Linked DNA regions of Homo sapiens: region 2 is linked to region 1. Evidence: chromatin contacts called from ENCODE Hi-C or POLR2A ChIA-PET data. All regions are on one chromosome and are shown on one strand. Each heading gives the region's core, a stretch centred on a gene start or an enhancer-like site at or near the end of the contact. The rest is flanking DNA. Distances are from core to core; before and after follow the strand shown.

What was found. Hi-C counts contacts between places; a loop is a spot of excess contacts on that map. ChIA-PET counts read pairs that join two places held with the same protein, here RNA polymerase II (POLR2A). Pooled maps may share reads with other maps.
Region 2: a loop to region 1 is called in a pooled map, with 2.2 times the contacts of the local background. The contact joins two enhancer-like sites. A Hi-C loop is called at or near these places in 3 of 50 pooled maps. POLR2A ChIA-PET finds 5 or more read pairs at or near these places in 2 of 52 experiments (A673 and activated T-cell).

Annotation. Positions count from the first base shown.
Region 1 is chr1:22,130,725-22,134,634 of GRCh38, reverse strand. All of the region lies in intron 1 of WNT4 (Wnt family member 4), which reads left to right. Among named protein-coding and RNA genes, the nearest start is that of WNT4, 10 kb to the left of the region's middle. RefSeq lists enhancers at 720-1,445, 1,785-2,543, 2,544-3,304. Within about 2 kb of position 1,895, at least 3 of the 41 ENCODE cell types and tissues checked have a DNase peak (open chromatin) inside an H3K27ac peak, as active enhancers do.
Region 2 is chr1:22,337,402-22,341,311 of GRCh38, reverse strand. No RefSeq gene overlaps it. Among named protein-coding and RNA genes, the nearest start is that of MIR4418, 73 kb to the right of the region's middle. Within about 2 kb of position 2,116, at least 2 of the 41 ENCODE cell types and tissues checked have a DNase peak (open chromatin) inside an H3K27ac peak, as active enhancers do.

The DNA.
Region 1 (3,910 bases), core at 646-3,145:
CCCCACTTTACAGATGAACACGCTGAGGCTCAGAGGTGTTCACTAACTTGCTTCAAGCAACACAAGGATGACATTTGGACCCAGGAGTCCCTGGTCCATGTCCTTTCTGCACTGCCTGCCATGCCAAAAGACAAGGGTCTCCAAGGCTAGGGCACCATCAGGGGGAGCACAGCAGGATACCAAGACTGTGGTTATAGAAACATTCAAAGATGTAAAAGTGAGTGGGGGGTATGGTTAGGATCTTGGGAAACCAGGTACCATCCCCCTAAGAACACAGTCCTAGATGGGGACTGTGGTCACTTTCGCCCCCACTGGCCCGCATCCCCCAAGGCAGCTCTGTTCAGCAGCCACTCCGTTTTCTTCCGGCTCCCCCTCCCACCCACTTGGCCTCCTTCCTCCCTGGTATCGCAGGCACGACCGCTCCTGAGGAGGCTCTAAATGTGGCCCAGGCAGGCAGGGAGGCCAAAGGGAGGGGGCAGAGAGGCCTGCGCTGGCGTCCCAGCCCCCACCTGGACACCCGCAGGGCCGGGACCCACGACACTGATCTGCTTGGCCTCCCAAACGCTCCAGCTATTTCCCGTCCCCTCTCCTCTTGACTCACAGCGTAAGAGCTGGGAGGAGTCGCAGAGGTGCAGATTTTCCTCTAGGAATTTGTATATTTTTTTTAAAAAGCAAGCAAACCTGGAAAAGCTTGGGACAAGCCCAGCTAATTTTAGTTTCTAATGAAAACAGCAGGTGGCTGAGAGGATCTGATCTCCCTGGCAGGGCAAGGGCCCTCCAGCCTCGCAGGCTGTAGGCACGGGCCGGGCTCGGGGAGGGCCTCCTGGGAGGAGCCTGCAGGACCTGCAGCCCCCGTTGGAGAAGATCAGGGCATGAGCTGGCTGGTAGCAGCAGCAGGGGCGGTCTGGGCTGGTGGGGTAACCTGATCAACGGCATGGCCATGGCGAGAGTCCTGGGTGGCCAGGGCAGCAGGTGGCAAATTGCTAAGCCTGTACTCCGTGGTGGCAGGAAGGAGCCTAAATTGGGGCAATGCAGCCACGACAGGAGAAGCCTCAGGGATGGCCAAGGCCCTGCACAGCCTGGCCCGGCCCACCCATCACGCCCTGGCTCTCTGTCACCCCTAGAAAGGGCTGGTGCACTCCATTTTTGAGCCTGGTCCAGCTCCAGGGTCAGCGGATGGCACACGTGTCTCTGGGGTTGAGCCACCCTAGGGCACTGGGAATCCTGAGGTGTCCAGTACTAATCAGGCCTCGCCCTGATGGGTCTCCAGGCTCTCAGCAGATCAAAAGACCACAGCAGCCCCCACATTCCTCCCTCATCCTTATCTTCCCCATCCTGAGCACTCTGCCAGGAGGGAAGCAGAGGGAACCCCGTCAGGACAGAGCCCTCCATCCTGCTGCAGGCATTTATTAAACACCTTCTATGCACTGTGCCCTGTGTGAGGCACCAAGGGCAGTGTTAGCCCCCCTCAGCAGGTAAATGGGGCATATCCACAGCCAGGTACAGAGGAAAGAGAGTTGAGAGTTAGGGCTGGGTTTGCACTGCAGCTCGCCGCTCTAGCTGTGGGACTTTAAGCAAGTTGCTTTATCTCCGTAGCCTCAGTTTGTTCATCTGTGAAATGGAGCCAAATGCTAGTTGGATACTGAAACGGGCAAGCAGAAACATTGTGGATGAGGGCCTGTAATGCCTGGGGTTCTCACTCTCTAGAGCCGGTGCCCGGTTCCATTTCCAGCCCTGGCACCCAGCCCTGCCCGGGCGAGACCCTGGGGTCTGGGGGAACAGGGGTGGGGATGGGGCTGGGCCTCGTGTGTACGGAAGGGGACAGCTGCTGTGCCAGATGAAGGCAGGGGCTGGGGGTGGGCACTGGTGCCAACGGAAGAGGTTGCTCAGCTCCTTCCTGGAAGCTGGCCCAGTGACTCACGGCCACGGCAGCCCAGCAGCTCACCCTAAGCCCCTGCGACTGTCATTCAGCCAGTCTCCCCTTGCTGAGTTCTGAGCCTGGGTGGGGGGATGCAGGTGGCTCCCCTGGTCCATCTTACTACTTATTCAATGGCAGAGACACATCTATCAGCCTGGCATGGGGCCAGCAGGCCCCTGAGGCCCGGCCACTCCCCACCCTGCCAGTAGAAGGAGGCCCACCAACTCCGACAGTGGGAAAGGCCATATGGACCCACCGGTTTACTGTACCCATAAGGAGACAGGCTCCAAGTATGGCAGGGACTTGCCCAAGGTCATGGTGGGTCAGAGGCTGCCCCCCCTGCCCAGAGAACCCCTGCCCTTGGGTGCCTCCCTTGACCAGAGCCCAGGGCCCAGCACAGCCAGATGCAGCCTTCTTGGCTGCATGCTGTGGGAGCAGAGACTGAGTTGGGGATGGGCCAGCTCTGTGCCCCCACATCATAGAGCAAACAGGGCCCCCACCCTTCTCCAAGAGGCCAAGCCTCGGTCTGAGCAGGAAAGGATCCAACGTCAGGCTCAATTCCTTGTCCCCCCACCGAGGGACACCTGTGGCCTGAACGTGGACCTGGCCCACAGCCAGTAGCCGGGCTCTTGGCGCCCCCTGCAGGCCAAGAGCAACAGGTGGGACTGGCTCCACAGGCGACCCCTTGGCTGGGCACAGGCAGGAGAGCACCCAGGCAGGGCTGAGAAGCCGGGTGGGCCCCTCCCCTTCCAAATGCAGCCTCTGCTGCTTCTCAGCCCCCTTCCTGCCCTTGTCTTCCCTCCAAGGGGCTCCGAGCTCCTGCCTGGGCCTTGTCAGGACACCACCAGTCTGTGCATCCCCTGGGAACCACCTGGTAGATAGGAAGGAGGGGCGGGGAGGCCCCTGGGAGACCAGGAATGCAGGGGGTGGGGAGGGGAGGTTGGCCTTCTTCGGCCTGAGACCGCCTACTTTGCACTTGCCCCATGCTGTACACTTGCCCCCACAATTACCTGGCACCTAGAATGTGCCCAGCTGACAGCCAGGTGCATCACACAGCAAATCACGGGCATTCCTCTTGGCAGCCCTCTGGGTGAGAACCGTTATCTCCATTTACAGATAAGGAAAGCCAGGCTCAGGCTCCACAGCCACGGGGAAAAGGAAACATCCTGGGGATCAATGCCACAGTGAGGAGGACAGTGGCATCCCTGAGTCAGAGCTCCCTATGGCTGAGAAGGAAACATTACCCATACTTATGCAGACTGTTCTCCAGGCCAGTGCCCACCTAGCCTCCCAGGTGCACCTAAGGCACATTCAATTAACCTCAGAGGCCCACCAACCCCCACTGGGACTGGGGCCCAGGCACCTCCACCTTCAACAAACCCTGCACACGTTTCGATGCACAGCCAGATTCAAGAACCGTCACTTGGTCCAACCCACATACCTGACAAATAAAATTTAGCTGCCGCCTGCAAACCTCCAGGGATGGGGAGACAGCTCCCCAGCTGCACCCTGGCTAGCATCTTTGGGTTGAACAAACCCAGCTCCCAGCAGCTTCTGGCCACAGTGTCAATTCTAGTCTTTGAGCCACACAGAGAATACTGTCTCTGCCCAAGGCTGTGAAGCCAGGCAAATGCCAGGTTCAAGTCCTGCTCAACCTCACTGGCTGTGTAGCCCTGCACATGAGGTAAATTACTTAAAATGTCTGTGCCTCAGTTTCCTCCTCTTTTAAATGGCAGCTGGTTGGCTTTCTGAGAGGATTAAACGCAATAATGTAAAGTACTTAGCCCAGTCCCAAGTTCCATAGAAGTTTGATGGAACTTCCATAAGTTTCTTCTTATCATCAGAAAGAATTCCCATAAGTAGGACTTTCTGTGTGCTTTTCTATTTGGTCACCATTCATTCATTCCCTCATTCAGCAAACAAATGGCGACTTCCTGCCTCATTGCCTCGGGCCAGTGTCAGGCCATCTCTCACACAGATCCCTCTTGCTCC
Region 2 (3,910 bases), core at 867-3,366, 210 kb before region 1:
GCCGAGATCACACCATTGCACTCCAGCCTAGGTAATGAGTGAAACTCCGCCTCAAAAAACAAAAACAAAAACAGCCATCATGTGCAGCATCACTTCCTTCCCCAGCCATAATAACACCCGTGGGAAGTTGCATTTCACCCGGGAACACAGCTTTCAATTCAGGGAATGCTGCCCCAGTGGCAGAATTTCAGGCACCATCAGGATACAGAGAAAGGACTGAGACTGGGCTGAGGCTGATTTCACTGACTTGTAACTGACCCTGCATTTCTAGAAAATGAAACTAGAGTGGAAACATCAGTCATGGCACACTCACGGGCCATGGGACATGAACCACAAGTGCCACCCCCATTTGTCATACCCCTTCCATGTGCCAGGCACAGTCCATGCCCTTTCTACCCCTTGCCTCATTGGGACCCTGCAAAGTGGGTATTGTGTCCACATTGCACAGCTGAGGAAACCGAGGCTCAGAGAGATTAAGCAGCTGGCTCAGGCAGCTTGTACACAATGCAACTCAGGTTGGAATCCAGCTCTGAAGCTGTGTTCCTCCCCCAGACATGGGAGAGCCATGGGTGGGCTCTGGAGCCACAGCGCCTGGGTCCCAAGTGCTGGCTTCTTGACTTTCCAGCTGTGTGACTTTGGGCAAGTAGCTCAACCTCTCCTGGGCTCAGCTGCCTCATCCAGACACTGGGGAGAATGATGCTGAGGATCTTCAAGGATGGTCGTGAGGATGAACTGGGATGATGCATGAGAAGTGCTGGGAACAGCGCTTGGTACACATAACATGCATCCAGTCAATTCCAGGCCAGAGCCTCTATCCACGTCCACAGGCCACAGACCAGCCCCTGCTTCCTGCCCCTCCTTGCCCATCCCTGCCTCTCAGCCACACTGTTCATCGCTGGTGTCAATTTAACACAGATCCTCTCAGGGGCAAGGCAGGAGGCTGAGGCTACACATGATAGCTGTTAACACAAGGGGTTGATCACAGGTTACTTAACTCAGGGAATAAAATCCACCCCCTACCCCAACAAAAGCCTGCACAACCTGCCTGGGGAAGCAGCCTGAGGGGAGCAGAAGCCAGCAGGCCAGTGTGTTCCTCTGTTTCTTTCTTTATGCTGAACCCAACCAGTTGGTGTCATCACACGCCGGCTTGTGGTCAAGAGGTGAGAGGCCTGGGTTTGATTTAGGTTTTGCTGGTTACCGGGTTTGCAGAGTAGCCAATTCCCCTCTTTTCTTGGAGCCTCAGTCTCCCCATCTGCAAAATAGAACTGATGTTGCCTACAGCGAAGGGTGGGTGTAAGGATTAAATGAGTATGGTCATTAATCTAATGAGTATTTATTGAGCATTCACCGTGTGCCAGGCTTTGTTCCAGACACTGGGGACATGTGACAAACCAGACAATGTCTGTTCTCACACTGTGGTGCTCACAGTGTGGTGGGGGGTTTCAGGTTGTGGGAAGGGCTAAGGAGAAGACAAATCAACAAGGTGTGATGTAGGGGGCTGGGGAGGACATCTGTGGCCAGGGTGAGCGGGTGTGGGGAGCAGGCTCTCTGCCGAGCCACTTCTCTTTTCCTACCTAAATTGTGAAGGTCCCATTCCCCCAGGGTGAGCAGGCCCCCTCCTCCAGCGCTGCTTTCTGGGGATCCCCTGACTCCATGCTCACAGGGGTTCTGACCAGACCTTTGAGCAAAGAGGCCATGGGGAAGGCAGTCTCCATCAGGGTCTTCTGAGGACTAAAGCGCCCCTTTTCCCAGTGCAGCCTGGCCCAGCCCCCAGTGTCCCGTGGCTCCCGCCCCCGCCCTGCCCTGCTGCTGGCTACCGATGGGAGGCTGCTGGAGAAGGCATCCTCCATTCCAGCTGGGGTCACGGGGCAGAGTTCACACAGAGGCTGCCGCAGATAGGATGGCCGTGAGCCCAAGGGCAGCGGGTATTGCAGCAAATGTGGTGAGGCCTCAGCCCTGTGGGTGACTGGGCAGGGCAGCCTGATGTCCCGGGTGAGGGTGTCAGGCACAGCCAGTGCCACCGCCGCTGAGGCTGTCTCGCCTTCAGCGTGAGGACTCCAGCTGGGGGGTAGCTGGCCACCAGCATGTCTCACACCCCAAGGAGCCTTCCTGGAGCCGCTGGGGTGAATTTACAGGACATGGTCCGCACCCTCTGGGATCCCCCATTTGAATGGAACCTGGAGCCCAGGCCCAGAAATGACCCTCTGACTTAAACTGCCCAAACGAGACTTCTCTGGACTCCAGGGTTGGGGCCAGAGCTGGTACTGGAGTTGGGGCCAGAACTAGGGCCAGAGCAGCTTTGCTGTTCTATCCTAAACTGAGAGCTTACAGAATATGAGCTGGGAGCTGCTGAGCAGAAGCAAAAAGGGGGAAATTCTTACCTCTGTTAGGCTCAGTCAGAGGAGGCTTCCTGGAGGAGGGGGTATTCTTAGGATGTTAAAATATGGTTATGACAGTAACATTTACTGAGAGTACTGTGGACCCCTATGCACACTGCATCTCATTCATTCCATGAAAACTCACCAGGGAAGGGCCTCCAGAGTCTTTGATTAGAGATGGGGACCCTGAAGCTCAGTGAGGGGCAGGGACCATTCCAAGCATTCATGGTGGGTACAGGAGGGAGCTGAGTTCCAGACCCAGGCGTGCCAGTCCCAAGAACCCATGTGCATAACCACCGTACCGCGGGTGTCCTGAGTTTAGGCAGCAGCATGAGAGACAGAGGGCTCGGGACCCAAACGCCGTCCTAGCTGGAAGAAACCTCCTATTTGCCCACATCACAGATGAGAAAGTGGAAGGCGAAGTGTCCCCCCATTCAGCTCTGTCCCCTGTGAGCTCTGAGGCACCCTGGCTCCTGAGAGTCACATGAGCGAGGAGGATAGTGGCCTGAACCATCATCTCCTGAACACCTGCTATGTCCTGAGAATTCACCATGCGTGGTCTTATCACACACACACCTGCAGAGATGTCAGCGACCCATCCATTCACCAAGGCTTCCATTAATTAATTTTTGTGTTTTTAAATAGAGATGACATCACCCAGACTGGAGTGTAGTGGCATGATCTCAGCTCACTGTGGCCTCGAACTCTTGGGCTCACCTCAAACTCTTGGGCTCAAGTGATCCTCCCACCTCAACCTCCAGGGTAGCTGGGACTATAGGTGCACATCACCACCCAGCTAATTTTTTTTCTTTGGGTAGAGATGAGGTCTCACTACACTGTCCAGGCTGATCTCAAACTCCTGGCCTCAAGTGATCCTCCTCCTGGGCTTCCCAAAGCACTAGGAGGATGGGCATGAGCCACCCTGCCCGGCCACTTTAATGAATCTTTTTTGAACATCAAGTATGCTTTCACAATTGTACTAAACACAGGGCCAGGGGTTGAGGATAACAAATGTCAGGAAATATAAGACACAACTCTTGCCTTCAAGGGGTCTGTGATCCTCAGATAGTGGAAACATGGGCTGGGAGAGTTACAACAGAAGGTGAGTTTTGTTCTTTTAAGGGTCTTATAAGTACGATCTGCAAATGCTACAGGAACCTGGAAGGGGTTGAGGACCAGTGACCAGGGGGCTTTCCAGAAGGAGGGTGCTCAAAAAGCCCTGTGGAAGTTGCCAGCCCCTTTCCACACACAGACACCTGGTCACTCCTGACTGCTGGTTATGTGTGGAGTATCCAGGTGCATGTGCTCATGGTACCCTGCATCTGCCTGGAATGCTTTATCCTTGGTCTACCTGAAAACACCCTCCCCTCCTTCAAGGACATCCTTGATGGTCCCCTCTCTATGGCTTTCCCATAGAGATGGACGGATGGATAGGTGAATGAGTGAATGAGTGATTGAGTGGATGGATGGATGGATGGATGGATGGATGGATGGATGGATGGATGGGTGATTGAGTGGATGGATGGATGAAT